Regions from separate parts of the Homo sapiens genome. Here region 2 is linked to region 1. Evidence: read pairs that join two places in POLR2A ChIA-PET (ENCODE). Cell type or tissue: Panc1. All regions are shown on one strand. Each heading gives the region's core, and the rest is flanking DNA. Links, peaks and the distances in the headings are about the cores only. Region 1 holds the start of LOC107984390 (a long non-coding RNA gene). Region 2 overlaps TTC12-DT (TTC12 divergent transcript).

What was found. ChIA-PET counts read pairs that join two places held together with the same protein. Peaks named below come from ENCODE experiments on the same cell type or tissue, not always from the same donor. Only the 100,000 strongest peaks of a DNase experiment are listed, where the experiment ranks them.
Region 2: POLR2A ChIA-PET joins it to region 1 with 13 read pairs; 1 of 35 experiments calls an interaction of 5 or more read pairs at or near these places.

The regions. Positions count from the first base shown.
Region 1 is chr11:113,678,628-113,688,643 of GRCh38, reverse strand. It overlaps LOC107984390 (a long non-coding RNA gene), which reads left to right and starts at 2,134. Exons shown (of 3, transcript XR_001748391.2): 1 at 2,134-7,311. It overlaps TMPRSS5 (transmembrane serine protease 5), which reads left to right. Exons shown (of 13, transcript NM_030770.4): 13 at 370-1,094. The coding sequence ends at 384. In Panc1, for the core only: no CTCF peak of the experiment used is centred there; no DNase peak of the experiment used is centred there; H3K27ac peaks cover 1,153 bases.
Region 2 is chr11:113,300,796-113,310,811 of GRCh38, reverse strand. All of the region lies in intron 1 of TTC12-DT (TTC12 divergent transcript), which reads left to right. Among named protein-coding and RNA genes, the nearest start is that of TTC12-DT, 8.7 kb to the left of the region's middle. In Panc1, for the core only: a CTCF peak has its summit at 4,921 (motif pointing left); a DNase peak (open chromatin) is centred at 4,931; H3K27ac peaks cover 1,960 bases.

The DNA of each region.
Region 1 (10,016 bases), core at 1,169-9,168:
AGCTGAGATCGTGCCACTGCACTCCAGGCTGGGCGACAGAGCAGGACTCTGTCTCAAAAACAAAACAAAACAAAAACATTATTTACCTAAAGTATTTTACAAATTTAGGGCATGATCATGAAAAGCATCTTCCTCTAAGGTTGGGCAGGGGTGGGGGTTGGTAGATAATACATTCGGAGTTTACAGGGAATGTATGTATTGATCTTCTCAAAGAAATCTTACAAAAAATCTTGAGCAGCAGATATTTTTAGCCTCATTTGATAGAAGTGAAAATCAAGGCCCTGCATGGTTAAGTGATTTACTAAAATAAAAGTCGCTTGGCTAGTGTAGAGCCATGCTGTGAATCAGTTCCTTTCCCTTTTGGTCTAGGACTCCCTCCTCTGAGTCCTGCTGTTTCCTCCAGTCTCACTGCACACCACTGCCTCATGCTTCCTGGGGCCTCCAGCAGCTCCACTAATGGAGGAGAGGCAGTAGCCTCCGACACAGAACGCATGGACCTCCTACTACTGTGTGTGAGGAACAGTCACTACCCACTGGCCAGCCACCCAGCCAACAGGTCTCTCCTCTTGGGCCCTGATTTCAGAGTCCTCTTTCTCACTAGAGACTCAATGACAGAAGAGAGGCTGGGACTTGGTTGGGCATGCTGTGGTTGCTGAGGGATGAGGGGGAGGAGAGAGGTAGGAGCTGGAGATGAAGAGGCTGCTAGAAGCAGCAGGAAGCCTGCCCTTCTGCCCTCTCCCCTCCCTGCCCCTGTGTGAGTCTTTTGGGAGGGTGCTGGGAGGTGCCCCCCGTCCCACCTTTTTCCTGTGCTCTAGGTGGGCTAAGTGCCTCCCTAGAGGACTCCATGGCTGAGAGGCTCCTGGGCAGATGGGGTCAAGGCTGGGCCAGCCCAGATGAAGCCTATGGGAGTCAGGACCCTCTCCACTCTCCCTCTCCACTCCCCTTCCTGTTCTCACCTGGCTGTGGCTGGCCCTGTGTGGGGTGGGTACACTGGAAAACAAGAAGGTTGGAGTTGGTCTAGGACATTGGTTTTAAATGACAGTTCTGTGAACTGGTCCAAGGAGTTCTGTTATTAAAGTGATATATGGTCTTGGTCCAGTTTTCTCTGTCTCCTCTCTCTCACTCGCACAAAGACAGACAGACAGACAGACAGACACAAACACATATTACAGGGTAGAATTACAATTTTCCTTCTATCTTCTATACATATTGAAGCTTTGGTGCTGACTCCTGTTCATCTACTTGAGAATTTTGGTTTGTGCTTATTTGTTTTGCCCAGGCTGGAGTGCAGTGGCACCATCTCTGCTCACTGCAGCCTCGATGTTGTGGGCTCAGTGCCTGCCACCTCAACCTCTCTGGTAGCTGGGACTACAGGTGCATGCCACCACACACGGCTAATTCTTCTTTTGTATCTTTTGTAGAAATGGGGTTTGTTTAATTCTTTAAATTTGTTAAATCTATATGTTGGCTGGGCGCGGTGGCTCACCCCTGTAATCCCAGCACTTTGGGAGGCCGAGGCCGGCAGATCACGAGGTCAGGAGATCGAGACCATCCTGGCTAACACAGTGAAACCCCATCTGTACTAAAAATACAAAAAATTAGCCAGGCATGGTGGCGGGCGCCTTGTAGTCCCAGCTACTCGGGAGGCTGAGGCAGGAGAATGGCGTGAACCTGGGAGGCAGAGATGGCAGTGAGCCGAGCCGCACTCCAGCCTGGGTGACAGAGTGAGACTCTGTCTCAAAAAAAAAAAAAAAAAAATCTACATGTCATGATCTGCAATGAAAAGCCTTAGCCATCCAGGTGCTCTGAGATCTTGAGTCTGAGAAGCACTTAAGTCAATGCTCTCTTGGGAAGGTCTGGTTTCCCTGCAAGGCCCATCTCTCCTTCTCTCTCCCCTTTTTTTTTTTTTTTTTTTTTTTTTGAGACGAAGTCTTGCTCTGTCACTCAGGCCGGAGTGCAGTGGTGCCATCTTGGCTCACTGCAACCTCTGCCTCCCGGGTTCAGGCAATTCTCCTGCCTCAGCCTCCCGAGCAGCGGGGATTACAGGCATACTGCAGCCACCATGCCTGGTTAATTTTTTGTATTTTTAGTACAGACGGGATTTCACCACGTTGGCCAGGCTGGTCTCGAACTCCTGACCTCAGGTGATCCATCTGCCTCGCCCTCCCAAAGTGCTGGTATTACAGGTGTGAGCCACCGCACCTGGACCCATCTCTCCTTCTTAGCTCTTGTTTTGGAACTGGGCCTTTGACTTGGCCTCTCTTTTTGAGTTTTATGCCCAGTTAGCATTTCCTTGGGTAAGCCTCTCCCCAACTCTCTCCTCTCTAGCAGTTAAAATGTGACTGGCATCTTCTTTCTAAAAACTGCAGTGAATTTTTTATGGTGCTTACCCAAGGAAATGCAACTAGTGTTTAGCAATAACAGAACTTTGTGAGTTTATCAGCATATTTTTTGAGGAGTTGTACAAATGATTACTCATTTCTAGAGGGTCTGCTCCCTTTACATGAAGTGCACTAGAAAATGAAGGTTTCAATTTACTGCCAGTTTATTAACCAGGGAAGTAGTTGCTGGGAGTCTGCTGTCAAACTGTAGAAGCAACGTGGGAGAAGTTCTGCTGAATGGCAAAATAGCCTCGCCCTGTGTCCCTGGAGGTCAGACCTTCAGCCTCTACCCTGGGATCAACATTTACTGCCCAGCTCCCTTAAGTCCCTGCCTCAGGAGGCACTGATGGGGTAGTAGATCCCCCTGGGCAGGGATAAGTTAACAGCAAATCCAGCAGCTGTGATCTTTTTTGTGTTTCTGATGTCAATCATAATCATTTGCATATTTAAAGGGAAGTTTAAAAAAATTACAGCCATCAAGGTCTTTCAATACTCAGTAACATTTGAATAGTGTTTTACAGTTTAGAAAACATGCCCATATGTGGGAGCTCACAAATCTATGTGGTGCAGATGTTATTATTATTGTCCTCATTTTCCAGATAAGAAAATTAATTCAGAGAGATTAAGTGACTCCCCCAAGACCACCCAGCTGGTAAGCACTAGAGCCAGGATGTCAACCGTGGGTCTTTTTACTCTAAATCCACATTACTGTCATGCACATGAATGAATGAGATGGTCCAGTATTGCACAGAAGAATAGAATTGGAAGGTACTTGCTCAGGTCACCTGGTGTAAGTCACCTGCTTATAGTAATGCCTTGGCACACCTACCTTTTTTTTTTTTTTTTTGAGACAATCTTACTCTGTCACCCAGGCTAGAGTGCAGTGGCATGATCTTGGTTCACTGCAATTTCTGCCTCCCAGGTTCAAGCGATTCTCATGCCTCAGCCTCCTGAGTGGCTGGGACTACAGGTGTGCACCACCAAGCCTGGCTAATTTTTTTTGTACTTTTTTTTTTAGTAGAGATGGGGTTTCGCCATGTTGGCCAGGCTGGTCTTGAATTCCTGGCCTCAAGCGATCCACCTGCCTTGGTCTCCCAAAGTGCTGGGATTACAGCCGTGAGCCACCACACCCGGCCTCCCACACCTACTTTTTTATAGATGAAGGAACCAAAACCCAGGAATTTAAGAGGCTCCTGCCAAAGACCCTTCTCAACAATATTCTTAGAAATTTTCAGTTCTCCCTGAGATTCACGGTCTTGACTAAAACTTACAAATGAATATCTCCTATAGGAGAGCTATAAAGGGTACCCTAATTAGAGAATTTGCTAATAAAGATTCCTTGCTTACCTATACAGAAGTTCTTGTTCTCTTTGGCCAGGCTACCAGTCAGATCTGCAGATGCAGAATCTCTCACTTTCCTTATTAGCATCTGCCAGTCCAGCTCTTTGGAAAGGGAAGGGAAGCGAGTGGCCTGGCCAGCTCCGTTCCCCTGAGCCTGCTCCTGGAATGAAGGGGTGGAGGTGGGGCCAGGAAGGTTGGGAAGATTCGGGTTCAGAAGGGCCTTAATGAGGACCAGCTGGGTTCCCAGCTATCTTAAGCTCTGTAGGGAATTCGGAGGTAGAAAAGCCGACTGTCTTATTGGAGAAATGAGACTTATTTGCAATAAATTACTAGTAGCCAGCCAGGCAGAGAGCTGAGTGGGGAGGTAGTAATTGCTCAGGGAGTTCCAAGAGCCTGTTGTTACAGAAGTCAGAGTAATTCTGTATGTGGGAAACCTCTGCCTTCCTCCGGTAGGATTCAGCATCCCACCTGCTTGGGCAGAGCTTTCGAGCCTCCTGAGATGTTCCAAGAGGGTCATTCCTGGCTGCCATGATGGGTGCAGATCCCTTCCCTCTTCTTCTGTGTGCTTGTGGGGTCTCAAGGATGCTAGAGGGTTCAGCATCCCTCTAGCATCAGATTCAGGTTCTCCCCTCCTGACACCTTCTGTGGAGTCGTGCTTTTCCTAAAAGGGTTTCTGGGAACAAGGGGCGGCCCTGCCATTCCTCAGGAACATTTCTCAGGCTCTTTCTTATATTTTCTTTTTGGAGGTGCTTGGCTCACCCACAATAGGACAAAACTGGAAATGCTATAAATGCTTAGAACTGGTTTGGTAGCTGTCAGATGTTTTCCCAAGTCCCTCTGATGCTTCTTCTCTCCTCTCTACTCTGCCGTCTCCTGGCCATGCTCTCAGGACCCTCTTGCTGCTCCACAGCTACTCAAAGGAAAACCTACCTTCACCTGCCCCCACTTTCCAGTCCAGCATCCTGGGCCTGAGCCCCATCTATACCTCCCTAGCAGACATGCTGCAGTGAACACTCAGGGTGTGCCGCACCCTCAGGACTCTGTTTCCTACTAAACTAATCAGAGCCAGGTGTTGTTAATGACTTTTTCAACTGTGTGTTAAATCCCTCCACCTCTAGGCAGGTTCGTAAGGAAGTAGGTAGGCAGCAGCTTCCTACTCCTGAGGGCTGAGGCTGGTCTCTCTCATACATTCAAGGCTGGGAAAGAGAGAGGCCAAGCAGGCCTGCCTGCTCGGAGTCTCCCCAGGGTGGAGCACTCCAGGGGGATCTGTGGAGGCTTTCACCTGGAGGTGGTGCTGGAGGGAACCAAGCTGGGGAATCAAACAGAATGGAGAGAGAAATCGTGGCTGCAGAGGCACAGAGTCCTTGCTACTTAGCCTCTCCCAGAACAGCACGTGGGCTCCAGGAAGGCAGAGACTTGCAAAAGGCTGGCATCATCTCGGAGCTTTCTCCCTTCCAAGGAACCTCTGGCTGTGACATCTGATAGTAGGAAACAATGGTTCTAGATGCAGAGTCCCATCACATCCCACGTGGGAATGTGCTGCTCGAGCAGGTGACTCAGTCTCCCTGGATTTTGGTCTCTCATCTGTCAACTTAGAAGTCTGGGCAAGATGGTCTCCACGGGATCTGCCTTGTTAGACCAGCTTTAACTCAAACTTCTTTTGCCTCTTGAGATGTCTGCCCACCACTTCCAGTTTGGATAACCTTTAGGAGCAGCCTGTTCCCTGGGACAGATCTACAGAAGTCAGCTTGCTATAGCTTCACAGCACTGCAAGGCTGCCGTCCCTGGGAGCCCTCTGGGTCCATGGGAGCAATAGAAACTGGGCAAAAGACTTGGAAGGCAGCTTTCGCCATGTTGCTGTACCTAGCATTTGTACCCTGGGCAAGGATTCAAGGAAAGGTTGAGCCCCTCAATCTGGCAGTTTTTTAGGTGCTCTCCAGCTCACTTTCTGATACCCCAGGCTCTGTCTGAAGCCTCATGGGCCCCAGCTCCGCAAAGGCAGCCAAAGGAATTTCCTCTCTACCACGAAGACCGTGAACGCTTTCCTTCTTTCTGTTTTCCTTGACAGCTCCTAAGCTGGCCATGAGGACCCACTCCTTCCTCCAGCCTTTCTTCATGCCTAGAATAGTGAGGAAAGTTGTGGGTTAGCAGAACCGCTAGAAAACATCTGGGATCCAAACCCTGCTCTGGACCCAGCCACATGCCAGGCTCAGGGAGGGAGGATCGGTTTTCCCACAGCCCCTCTGTTAGGGTGACCCATCTTCCAAGTTGGCCCAGGACTGTCCTGGTTTTAGCACTGAAAAGCTTATGTCCTGGGAAACTTTTCAGTCCTGGACAAACTAGGACAGTGGCTCACCCTAAGTCTAATGCATCTCTTCTGTATAAATGGAGTTCTGCAAAATTCAGTGCATCCCCGAATCCTACTATCCTTCCTCAGTTTGAGGAAGCACTCCCTGGTGCACAGAGTTGGAGGAGGAAGGTCCTGGGAATTCTCAAGGTCTGAACTGTTTTGCAAAGGCTGTGACACCAGCAGATGCTGCCTTGCCCTGGAGGCCCTTAAGGAGAGAGCCCCTCCTTCCTCAGGGCCTGCAGCTTCCCTGGTTGCCACTTCCCTGTGGTAGCTTCTGAGCCTGCAGCCAGGGCAGCCCTCCCTCACCTTACCTAATGTTTTGCGCAAACAGCCTGGCCCTCCTAGGCCCAGAACTTCTCTGGCAATTTGCGGGAGGCTAGGAAGGTGAGTCAGGTGTAGTGTTACTCCGGCAAGCCATGCATATCGATGTCCCAGTTTCCCCTGGTCACTCTGATTTCTGGTTCCTAGAGCCCGGTGCGGGCTCAGCATGTTATAGGTGCTGGCTTCGAGTGGTTGAGCCCACTCAGGAGGAGGAAGAGAAGGGCCTGCCGCCCGTACGGGAGCTGGATGGGCTTCTTCTCCTGGCCTCTGCCTTCCAAAGATCATCAGAGAGGAGCAAAGAAGAGACTGCCAGACTGCCAGAGCCCACAGGGATTTTGTGGGGTTTGTTTTTCCTCAGCAGTCCCTGCAGAGGTGAGGACATGAATAAAAGAATGAGGGAAGATTTATTGTTCTCACTTCTTGGCAGTGAGCCTGTATTTGTATAGTGGATCCAGGAGGGGGCTGGAACAGTTGAGAGGACTGCTGAGGCCCAGGCAGAAAGTCAGACCTTGCAAAGTTTTCTGGAGGGACCCAGGTGGGTGGTGGAGGGCGAAGGTGAGGCTGGGAGGAGTGGATTTAGACCAACTCCTCCCCAACCATCAGGGGCCAGAGTGTCCCCACCAGCCACCAGCCTTTTCCCACATGAGGTGGGACAGTGAACAAAGTTTTGGGCTAGCAGAACCATCGGCAGGCAGCTGGGGTCCAAGTATCTCCAAACCCAGCGGCACATGGTGGGCCCGACAGGGTGTGTTACCAGTGAGGATCCCAGAAGAAAGGGCTCCAGCTGAGCTCGTCTGTCACTCCTGCTCCTGATAATGGACGCAATCCAGAAATAACTTTTATCACGGCCTAGCCTGCCTGGGTGGGCCTGGGTGGTGGCTGAGACTTGGAACCTTGCAGCTGAAGATGACATTGCAGGTATGTTACCCCTGCATGTGTGTCTAAGGCTGTACAGCCCATGTTTTGGTGACATTGTACTGTCCCTGGGGCCACCAAAAGATGGGCCTCAATTTGCATGATGTCAATCCTAATGGGTCAAAACTGGTGGCGGAAGGTAGCAGGAGAGTGGAAAGCCTGGGGGCTTGGGAGGCTCTGAGAGATCACAGGATCCATGTGCATGCGTGTATGTTGATTTTGTGGGAAGCTTGAAGGGCCTGAAGGAAGTGGAGAAAGGGAGGGACTCGAACTTCTGACCTAAAATGATCCGCTTGCCTCGGCCTCCCAATGTGCTGGGATTATAGATGTGTCACTGTGCTCGACTGAAGGGAGGAAGTGTAAGGACGCCGAGGTAAGACTCTGCAGAGCTGCTCCCCTAATTGTGAGAGGGACAGATCTGATTCTAGCCACTTTCCATGTGCAGGGCCCCACCATGTTTAGCTGCCTCCTTCAATGGACAATGTCAGGGAAATTCTCTTGCAAATGACCATGCTTCATCCTCAGCAAAAATGGCTCATCCTTCGTGAGTGACCATGTTAAGCCTATCCCCTCATACACATGCTTACATACCACCTGGACACTTTACCTGGCAGGCAGGATCATAAATCCGACAAAGAATTCATTGCAATGGTCCTATACAAGCAATAGAGACCTATAGTAGTAGGTGTGTGTGTAGGGGTCATTTCTCCACAGAGTCTTCTGACGTTTGGGTCATCCTCTCTCAAGACTCCTCCAGGCTCACATTTATGGGGTCCAGACAAGAGTGTGGATAGAGGCCCGTATACCACATGTCTAAATAGTTCAGAGTAATACATCACCCTAACACACTGTTAAACTAAAAACGTTCTATCTTCCTACCATAAAAAATAGACCATATAAAAATATGGAAGGTCAGATCCAAATTTTGAATCCTTGAATTTTTGGATTCTGTCCTGGAGCTTGGTTGATGAAGAGAGTAGGCTTCTGGCCACCTTTTCTCCCCACGCCCTCAGCTAAGGGCTGTCTGCACAGCCGTGCAGACACTCCATCCTGCTTAGGGGTATGCCCAGCAGGGGTACCTGTGCAGCCTCTGGAAGCGGGCTCAGGGACCTTGGGAATTTCAGGATCTAGAGAGAGAGAGACGCAGGTCTGGGTAGGCACAGGACGTCAACATTGCAAATTCTCCCCTTACGGTGGGTCTGGTCAAAGAAGGGCCAGGACAGCAGGGCTGGGACTAGGGTGAGGCAGGTGACGTGCCTCAGTGCAAAATTGAAGGAGGCATCACTCTCAGGGTCATACAAAGGCAGGCTGGCTCCTGCCTCACTCTGGTCTTGGCCCTGCGGGGGGCGGGCCCTCTAAAGTGAGCAGCCCGGAGCAGGAAGGGCTTCTCCCATCTGGTCTCCATGGGTATTGATGGTTACTCCTAACCGTTGGAGTGAGACAAAAAGGCAAGATGACAGAAACAGACCTCTCTCCTGTGAGTCCCTACTTCCCTAAAGCACTGTAAAGCATCCCCTGATTACATTTCAGGGAGCTCCACGTCCGCATCAGCCCAGCCACCATGGTGGTCCCTGGGCTCATTCTCTGCGGAAAAGTACCCAGAGTGATTCATTATCATCCCCACTCACATAGCCTCCTAGAAATTAATGTCGATAAACACCAAAAAAAACTCTAGTGTACAAATACACCGTACTCCAGAACTCTCGCAGGGCAGACTTCAGTGAAAACTAAGGTAAGCCAAAGCTAATTAGGAAAAAAGGGATGTGCAGGGTCAAGGAAAAGCTGTGGAAGAGGAGCTGGGCTGTGAGTCCAGATGCATTTTGGAGAGGTCTGCATTAAACTAAATCACATAGAGGTGCTCATGAAACAGCGGAGAAGGTATGGGAGTCAGTTGTGGGTGTTCTGGAGCCTGTTGAGCAGGTACTGGCTGTTCAGTGTGTGGAGGCATTCGGTGGAGTGGGGCAGGGCGGGGGGGCTGCGTGAGGAGGAGGGGAGGGTGTTTCCCCAGGAGCTGGCAAGTCTGGGTTCTAACCTGGATTCCGGTGCTTGTTGACCAGCCCAGCTAAGTCACTGGACTTTGCTGAGTTTCTATTTTCTCCTTTGCATAATGGAACTAATAATATGTCGCCTGTTTAACTTGCGGAAAAGGTGGGAAGACCAAGTAAAGTAGCAAGAAGGCTTTGAAGGTTGTGTAGGGCTAGGACAGTGTAAAAGGTTGTGGTTAACCTGTGTTGGCAAATCTGCCAGTTGTCTTGTTTATCCAATCAAACCCCATTTACTGAATGTCTCCTTGGTGCCATTCCCTATCTAATCCTTGAGCACCCAGAGATGAATGAAATATCACTACCTTCACGGAGCTTACCATCTAGTCAAAGTAGCTATATTTATTGTTTGCTGTTAGAGCACAAATATGGAATATTTTGAAAGAGTTTGCTACAATTACTTTACAACCATTTATAGATAGATGCTTGTTGACAAGAAAGAATTGATGTGGTAAATGTAAAAATTTCTCATCTACTATCAGCATGTAGCATTTTAAGAACACCAATAGAGGCAAATGGTGTTTTGATTGCAACCTCAGAAGCATGGTTTCCATACCAACCTATTTGCACAGAATAAAAAGCCCAAGGCAAAATGCTGCTTCTAATTCACGAAATGGTAGCTTTGGCTCAATCATCTCTTTAATAGAAAAGACTAAGCCATGTTCC
Region 2 (10,016 bases), core at 1,003-9,002, 380 kb after region 1:
GATGTGGTGTTTAAGAAGAGACTTGGGGGGTGAGTGGGCATTGGACAGTTAAAGAGGGAGGTGGAGAAAGAGCGAATGGCATGGGCAGTCAGGAAGGAGCCTGGTATGGAGGAGGAACCAGCAGAACACCAAGTTTGTCTGCTGCATGGAGAACAAAAGGTAAGCAGTGCAAGATGAAGCAAGGGCCAGATCACATTAGGCCTTTGAAAGCCATGTAAAGGTTTTTGGTCTTTATCCTAAGCATCATAGGCAGCCTTCCAGGGGTTTTAGCAGAAAAGTGACATGCTCAGATTTTTATTTTTTCTTAGAAAGTTATTCTGGCTGCAATGCAGAGAATGATCTGGAAAGAGGTGAGAGGGACACTGGTTAGGAGTTTGTTGTGGGTACTGGCAGTAGGAATAGAGATGAATTTGAGATGTATTTTCGAGGGAGGATTGACAGCAGGAAAGTATCAATAATGACATTAGGTTTCCAGCTTGACCAGATTAAGGTTCTCCATTGGCTGAGCTAGAGAATATTAGAGAATAATGTTTGGAGAAAAGATGAGGTCAGATTTGTGATATCCAGTCCAAAATGCCCATGAGTTATCCAAGTATAGATGTGGAGTAAATTGATAATTGTCCCTTAATATTTGTTCTCCTCTTCTTCAGATCTACCAATTTTTAGCAAGGCCCAAGACACCTAGAGTAGACTGTGTTTCCCAGCTTTCCTTGTGTAATACACGATCAAGTTCTGACCAATTAGATATAAGCAGAGGTGGTGGTGCTACTTCTGGGAAGTGTCCCCAAAAGGATGCCCTTTTCCTTGCTGATTGGAATGGGGACCCAATGGCTGGAGCTGGGCCAGCCATTTTGGACCATGATATAGAAGCATTGTGTTGAGGATCTAGAAGGAGGTCGGGTCCTGAGATCATGGAGCTGCCTCAAGGGCTTTGGACTGCCCGACTTCATATTTCTATATGAGCAAGATATTGAACGCCAACAGGAGATACTTCAGTTGCTGGAAATATAATGACTTTTATTGAAGATTCTGCTATCTTGGGTTTTCTGTCACTCCCAGTCAAACCTAATGTTAACTGATAAGGAAAGCACTCTTCGTTTATTCATTCATTCAACTAACACTCTCTTAATGTTTATATCTAATTTTTCATCATAAGTCCCTACAGTAATATTATACTAGCACAATAGAAATGTTAATACTTTAAAATGAAGCACAATAATGTTATACTAGCATAATAGAAATGTTGATATTTTAAAATGAAACACATGTTAATTTTTAAATGCATCTCATCCAATAAACTTTACACATTGGAGCAATTTGATACTGAGATCGTGAAATTAAGAAGGTTATGTTATTCTTTTTTCTCCTTGAAGTCATTTTTCCATTTTATATCTCCCCATACACACTTGGAATACTATCCTATTATGGAATTTTTTTTCTGTTTTTTGAGATGGAGTCTTGCTCTGTCACCCAGGCTGAAGTGCAGTGGCATGATCTTGGCTCACTGCAACCTCCACCTCCTGGGTTCAAGCAATTCTCCTGCCTTAGCCTCCTGACTAGCTGGGATTACAGGTGTCTGCCACTGTGCCCAGCTAATTTTTGCATTTTTAGTAGAGACGGGGTTTCACCACATTGGTCATGGTTGGCCAGGCTGGTCTTGGACCTCTGACCTCAGGTGATCCATCTGCCTCAGCCTCCCAGGGTGCTGGGATTACAGACGTGAGCCACTGCACCCAACCTTATGGGATATATTTTCATGCTTGCATCTCTTTTATTGATAATCTCATCATACTTCACTGCCACAGAAATATCAACAAAAGTTGTTGGAGTGTTTGCTGTGACCAATTATCATACTATGAGCCAGGGGCACAGCCTCTGTCCTCAAGGATCCCACAGTCTAATGAGTAAGACAGATGCATAAACAGATTATTACATTAATAGAACAGTATGATAAGGGCAGTGAAGGTCTAGTGCCTAAGGAAGAGGGAGGGAGAAGGAAATGCTGTCAGGCAAGTCCCCACAAGAATAGGGATTTCCCTGGTTAATGTGCAGGCTGGGAGTGTGTAGACGGCTCCAGGCAGAGGGGACAGGACTGGCAAAAGTTTAGAGGCAAGAAACATTGTGAAAGGCAAGAGTGGTGCAAGATGAGCCCAGAGATGTGGGTAGGGGCAGCTATATCCCGGATGGAAGCCATAGGAAGGGTGTGGAACAGGGACACAACAAGGCAAGAGCCCAGGGATGGAATGATAAGAGTTTATTGGGCAGGAGGGATGCAAAAGACGGGGGCAGCATGTTTGCTCCTGGTTGAGCTGGAAGTCACAGACATTCGTGGCTTCTTCAGAAGTCACTTCCATCTTGATGACTCCCACATACATCTCTGCGAACCCAAACTTTACTCCAAGTCCCAACTCTCTAAATCCAACAGGGTAACTAGACAATGCCTTTCCTGGGAGTAGGGATTTTGCTTTATTTTATCTTTGTATCCCCAGCCCCTGGTGCTTAGTTGGAGCTAAATAAAGATTTGTTGAATAAGTGAGTTTTTCTCTTGCTCTGCTTAGAGGAAGGTTCAAATATGTTATTCTAGATGGAAAAGGAATAAGGGTGTTTATAGTTTCTCTGCCTCAACCTTCCCAGAGTGGTCCATCCTGGAGGATAAGCACTGTTACAGTCACAAAATACTTTTCAGGATAAATCTTGCACTTGACAGATTGACCACTTTAACATGTCAAAAGTCCTGGTAAACCCCGGATAGCCACTGGGCTGTCCAGGAAGATTCCAATTTCCCCACTTCCAGGTGCATCGTAGGATCTCACTTCTCTATGGCCTGGTGATTTGCTTTGGCCAATGCAGTGTTGGGAGAAGTGAAATGGGCAGAAGCCTTTAAGCGCCAGTTTGACTCCCCATACATGTCCTTTCCCCCGACCCAGCAACCAGATGGTGTCCCTGAGTGAGTTCATGGAGGACAGGTATCTGTCTACCTTTGATGGATATGTAGAATGAGTGAGCAACAGACCTTTCTTGTTATAATCCATAAAACCTTGGGGCTTGTTTGTTAACGCAGCATAATGTAGCCCATCATGTCTAATACGGCCACTCGGAACACTTCTTCTTCACTTGTTACAATGGCAAAGTCTAGGGACCTCGCATATGAGTATATGTAAATAACAATGGTTATGATTTACATTTTAAGTGTCAATGTCTATGTATTTTCATATATATTCAAATGCACAGAGGGAAACAGACTTTTAAATTGTTGCTGACTTGCGTTTCAAATATATTTCTCCTAGAGAACCTTTATGAATCATATTTTCACAACGACTACTTCCACCTGATCCAAATCCCTTGTGTGATACTTCAGTTTTACTTTTGTTTTATGTTCTCAATAAAAATGGGAGAACATTTGTTCACGGTAAGTCTGAGACTTGGAGATTGTACAGTAAATCTGAGACTTGGAGATTGTATAAGTGGTCTCCCCTCTCTTTTACTCTGCTCTCTCTTTAGTGTAAACAATTGTCTTTGTTGTCTTTGTCTCTCTTTGTCTTTTCTCATCAACCATACTTTAAAAACTTAGGTGCAGCCAGGTGCGGAGGTTCACTCCTGTAATCCCAGCACTTTGGGAGGCTGACACGGATGGATTGCCTGAGCCCAGGAGTTCGAGACCAGCCTGGGCAACATGGTGAAACCCCGTTTCTACTAAAATACAAAACAATTAGCCAGGCACACCTGTAGTCCCAGCTACTTAGGAGGCTGAGCTTGAACCCAAGAGGTGGAGGTTGCAGTGAGCCGAGATTGCGCCACGGCACTCCAGCGTGGGCGACAGAGCAAGACTCCATCACTAAAAAACAAAAATAAATAAAAGTTTAGGAGAGATATTTTTTTTTCTCCTGAGGACATGAGGAATAAAGAGATCTCACCTTTGCCTGCTAAGAGTGATTGGTGTTGACAAAGTCAACCTGAATCCAGGAACCAAACTACAAACATGGCCCATTAGACAAAGACCCCTCACCATGGATGCTGGAGCTGCAATTGATTTGATAACTTTGGCTTCAAAATTTAGAGAAGGAGGAAGCTGAAGGAATGTAACACTGTCTTTTTCCTCCCTAAAGAGAATTCAAAAGTCACATTTGATTTTTTTTCCAAACCTATGTCCTTTTGAAAGAAAAAAACTAAAAACAAACAAACAAAAAACAGCATTCTACCATAGACGTAGAAATAATTTCAGGATCCAGTTAGACTTAGTCTGTGTGACCACAGGGGCCAAGAGTCTTCCTTGAGATTTCTATACTTAATGAAATGACACTACGGTTATTAACAACAACAACAGTAATGATAGTAACTAGCCCTTAATGAGCTGCTATGTTCCAGGCATTGTGCTCAGTCCTTTACATGCATTATTTAATTTAAAGCTCTTGATAGCCTTACAAGGTCTTATTCCTATTTCAAAGACAAGAAAATGCAGTGAGAGAGGTAAAGTGATTTGTCAGAGGCTGAGCCAAGATGTGAGCCCTGGTCTGTGTCCCACCAGAGCTCAGGCTACCCCACCGCACCACACTGCCTCAGATGTACTTTCTTGAGAGAGCCCTGTTTTAAACTCCTGCCATCAGTGACCACTCCAGGAGCCTCTGGGCCTCGCTGGGCCTCGCTGCGCCTCGTGAACGTAGAAGCCTCCTTACAGACTGCTCCCTCCACTTCACAGGCTGGCCCACCCCTGCAAAGGTGAAAGATACATCTTAACTATAGCCAGAGGGGCATGCCCCCCACTCCATTAAGAAAGGCAGCGTGTCTCCATCAATGTCATCTTTGGATCCTTTCTGGGGATCGTAGGACTTCTCTGCCTGAAAAAGAAAAGCACTGGGCATTCAGTGCCAGGTGGAACCGGTGCCACCAAGCCTGCCTAGTGTGGAACAGCACTGCCACCGTGTGGCAGACTGGCTGCACCTGGACAACCACTGTGGCAGAGAAAGGCTGGGACCCACGAGCAGTCAGCCATTCATGCATTTATTTAATGTTTGCTGAGCACCTACTATGTGTCTCGTACCTGGCTAGCTGCCTCTGACTGCTACTGCTGCTGTGATCACTTCTCTGGATAGTGAATTAAATGATGTCAACAATTTAGGCTCCAGAGAATGTTTAACACTTATTCATCATTTATTTAGGGTACTTGGTCATTCATTTAGGGGTGATTCATACCACTCAGAAATTATAAAGACAGAGCCAGGCACAGTGGGTCATGCTTGTAATCCCAGAACTTTGGGAGGCTGAGGCAGGAGGATCACTTGAAGCTAGGAGGTCTAGACCAGCCTGGGCAACAAAGCAAGATTCCATCTCTGAAAAGAGTGAAAAAAAAAAATTAGTCAGGCATGGTGACATGTGCCTGTAGTTTCAGCTAATCAAGAGGATCACTTGTGCCCAGGAGTTTGAGGCTGCAGTGAGCCAAGATCATGCTACTGCACTCCTGCCTGGACGACAGATTGAGACCCCATCTCGGAAGGAAGGAAGGAAGGAAGGGAGGGAGGAAGGAAGGAAGGAAGGGAGGGAGGGAGGGAGGAAGGGAGGGAGGGAGGGAGGGAGGAAAACAGAAGAGAAGAAGAGGGAAAGGAAAGGAAGGGAAGGGAAAGGAAGGGAAGGGGAAGGAAGGGGAAGGAAGGGAAAGGAAAGGATAGGAAAGGAAAGGAAAGGAAAGGAAACAATTGTGTGATGCACAGCTTTGTGCAGTGAGGTTTTTTTTGCCTCCAAGGTTTTGGGGACAAGAAGGCACACAGAGAATTAAAGGAGTCCAGAGTTACTTGCTGTCCTGATATAGATCCCATCTCAATTGCTATAAAAGGTTGAGATATGTATTTCTAGAACACATCTTTGCTTCTTTTATATCAACAGTTTAAGAGCATATTTAAAGTATATAATTAAAACTTAGAATATAGAGAAAGACAGAAAATTTTCATGACCTCTTACCCCAACAGTACTATTAACATTTTGATGTATTTCCTTTCAGTCTTTCTTCTACATATTTTTGCAATGATGTAACCAGGATTACATACGATTTTGTTTTACTTTATTGGCATAGCATAATGTCATCATAATCATAATAGCTGACACATTCTGAGCACCCTTGATGTCTCAGGCTCTTTATAGGAGCTTTAAACATTATCCCATGAAACCAAGTTACAACCTTAGGAGATAGTGTTATTATCTTCCTTTTAGTAGACAAGGCAATCAAGGCTCAGAGAGGATACATATTTGTCTTGTCTCTAGTTAAAGTCTATACCAGGTAATTGCATTGTTTTCATTACTGATATTTAATATTCACATTGCATTCCATTTATTCATTTCTCTACTTCACTTGACTACTTGCTATCATTTTAGAGCTTTAGTTGTTTCTAATATGTTTTGCTCATGTAAATATTGCTGCAACAAACATCTCTAAGTAAAACTTCTTATGTATCTCAGATTATTTTCTCTGGGTAGCTTCTCATAAATGGGTTTCTCAATCAAGATTTCAAACTTTTATGGTTGTTAATATTCCCAAATAGATTCTCAATGGATTTGTACAAATTTGTACCATTTGCCAACTATGACCAGCAATGCTTGAGAGTGCTAGTTTCACAGTATCCTCATCAGCACGCTTAATTTTTTTCTGATCTAAAAGATGAGAAATAATCTGACAAATGAATCAGTGATAAATGGACTGTTTTTGTGTATTTTATTATTGGAGAGCCTGGAACCCCTTTCACTTTTCATCACTTACACTGGTGCTTTCCAGCTTCCAGAACCACAGTGAAGAACAGTCTATGTTATCTCACCTGGCTTTTCCTTCCTCAAATTGCATATCCTTTTGGACAGCCCTAGAATGTCTCTGCCATCTTGTATCCTTTAAACTAAGAGTTCTTAACTTAGGGTCCAGGGACCCCCTCCCAAGGGTCCATGGATAGAATTCAGGGTGTCTCTGAACTTGATTGGGAACAAAATTGTATTTTTATTGTTACCAATCTGTCACTGGAATTTAGCATTGGTTTCATTGTTTTTTTTTTCCAGCTTTTTATTTTATTAAAAAACCTTTTTTAAATTTCAATAATTTTTGGAGAACAGGTAGTGTTTGGTTGCATGGAAAAGTTCTTTAGTGGTGATTTCTGAGATTTTGGTGCATATGTCACCTGAGCAGCATACACTGTACCCAATGTGTAGTTTTTATCCCTCACGCCCCTCCCAACCTTCCCTCACAAGTCACCAAAGCCCATTATATCATTCTCTTTTTTTTTGAGACGGAGTCTCGTTCTGTCACCCAGTCTGGATGCAGTGGCACAATCTTGGCTCACTGCAACCTCTGCATCCCAAGTTCAAGCAATTCTCCTGCCTCAGCCTCCTGAGTAGCTGCAACTTCAGGCACCTGCCACCATGCCTGGCTAATTTTTGTTATTTTTTAGTAGAAACAGGGTTTCACCATATTGGCCAGGGTGGTCTCAAACTCCTGACCTCAAGTGATTCTCCCTCCTCGGCCTTCCAAAGTGCTGGGACTACAGGCGTGAGCCGCCATGTCTGGCCCATTATATCATTCTTATGCCTTTGCGTCCTCATAGCTTAGCTGGCACTTATAAGTGAGAACATACAATATTTGGTTTTCCATTCCTGAGTTACTTCACTTAGAATAATGGTCTCTAACCCCATTCGGGTTGCTGCAAATGCCATTAGTTTATTCCTTTTTTGTGGCTGAATAGTATTCTATGGCATATATATATATATATATATAGCTTTTATTCACTCATTGGTTAATGTGCATTTAGGCTGATTCCATATTTTTGCAATTGCGAATTATGGTGCTGTAAACATGCATCTGCAAGTATCTTTTTCATATAATTACTTCTTTTCCTCTAGGTAGATACCCAGTAGTGGAGTTACTGGATCAAATGTTAGTTATGCTTTTAGTTTTTAAAGGAATCTCCATACTTTTTTCCATAATGGTTGTACTAGTTTAGATTCCCACCAGCAGTGTAAATGTGTTCACTTTTTACCACATCCATGCCAACATCTATTTTTTTTTTTATTGTTTAATTATGGTCATTCTTGCAGGAGTAAGGTGGTATCTCATTGTGGTTTTTTTTTTTTTTTTTTTTGCACTTCCCTGATAAAGGTAGTGATGCTGAGTATATTTTCTTATGTTTGTTGGCCATTTGTATATCTTCTTTTGAGAATTGTGTATTCATGTTCTTTGCCCACTTTTCAATGAGATTATTTGTGTTTTTTTGCTGATTTATTTGAGTTCCTTGTAGGTTCTGGATCTTAGTTCTTTGTCAGATGCATAGTTTGTGAATATTTTTTCCCACTGTGTGGGTTATTTATTTTGCTGTGCAGAAGCTTTTTAGTTTATTAAGTCCCATCTATCTATCTTTGTTTTTGTTGCATTTGCTTTGGGTTCTTGCTCATGAACTCTTTGCCTAAGCCAATGTGTAGAATAGTTTTTTCAGTGATATCTTCTATAATTTTTATGGTTTCAGATCTTAGATTTAAGTCTTTGATCCATCTTGAGTTGATTTTTTTTTTTTTTTTTTTTTTTAGATGGAGTCTTGCTCTGTCACCAGGTTGGAGTGCAGTGGCGCAATCTCGGCTCACTGCAACCTCCGCCTCCTTGGTTCAAGTGAGTCTCCTGCCTCAGCCTCCCAAGTAGCTGGGACTACAGGTGCATGCCACCACACCCAGTTAATTTTTGTATTTTTAGTAGAGACAGGTTTTCACCATGTTGGCCAGGATGGTCTCAATTTCCTGACCTTGTGATCCATTCACCTCGGCCTCCCAAAGTCCTGGGATTACAGGCATGAGCCACCCTGCCCGGCCGAGTTGATTTTTGTATAAGGGGAGAGAGGAGGATCCAGCTTCATTCTTTCACATGTGGCTAGCCAATTATCGAAGCACCATTTCTTGCATAGGGTGTCCTTTTCCCACTTCATGTTTTTGTTTGCTTTGTCAAAGATCGGTTGGCTACAACTATTTGGCTTTATTTCTGAGTTCTATATTCTGTTCCATTGGTCTGCATGCCTATTTTTATACCAGTACCATGCTGTTTTGGTGACTATGACCTTATAGGTTGAAATCGGGTAATACGATGCCTCCAGATTTGTTCTTGTTAATTAGTCTTGCTTTGGGTATGTGTGCTCTTTTTGGATTTCATATGAATTGTAGGATTGTTTTTTCTAGTTATGTGAAGAATGTTGATGGTATTTCGACGGAGATTGCATTGAATCTACAGATTGCTTTTGGCAGTATGGTCATTTTCACAATATGGATTCTATCCACCCACGGGCATAGGATGTGATTCCATTTGTGCCATCTATGACTTCTTTCAGTGTTTTATAGTTTTCTTTGTAGAGATCTTTCACCTCCTTGGTTAAATATATTCCTAATTATTTTAAGTTTTTTGTTGTTGTTGTTTTGCAGCTATTATAAAAGGGGTTGAGTTCTTGATTTGATTATCATCTTGGTCATTGTTGGTGTATAGCAGTGCTACTAATTTGTATACATTCATTTTGTATTCTAAAACTTTACTGAATTCATTGATCAGATCTAGGAGCTTTTGGAATGAGTCTTTAGGGTTTTCTAGGTATATGATCATATAATTGGTGAACAGCAAGTTTGACTTCCTCTTTATCGATTTGGTTGCCCTTTATTTCTTTCTCTTGTCTGACTGCTTCGGCTAGGACTTCCAGTACAATGTTGAATAGAAGTGGTGAAAGTGGGTGTCATTGTTTTGTTCCAGTTCTCAGGCAGAATGTGTTCAACTTTTTCCTGTTTGGTATATAGGCTGTGTGTTTGTCATAGATGGCTTTTATTACCTTGAGGTAAGTCCCTTCTGTGCCAATTTTGCTGAGAGTTTTAATCATAAAGGGATGCTGGATTTTGTCAGTGCTTTTTCTGCATCTATTGACATGATCATATGATTTTTGTTTTTAATTCTATTTCTATGATGCATCACATTTATTGACTTGTATATGTTAAACCATCCCTGCATCCCTGGTATGAAATCCCCC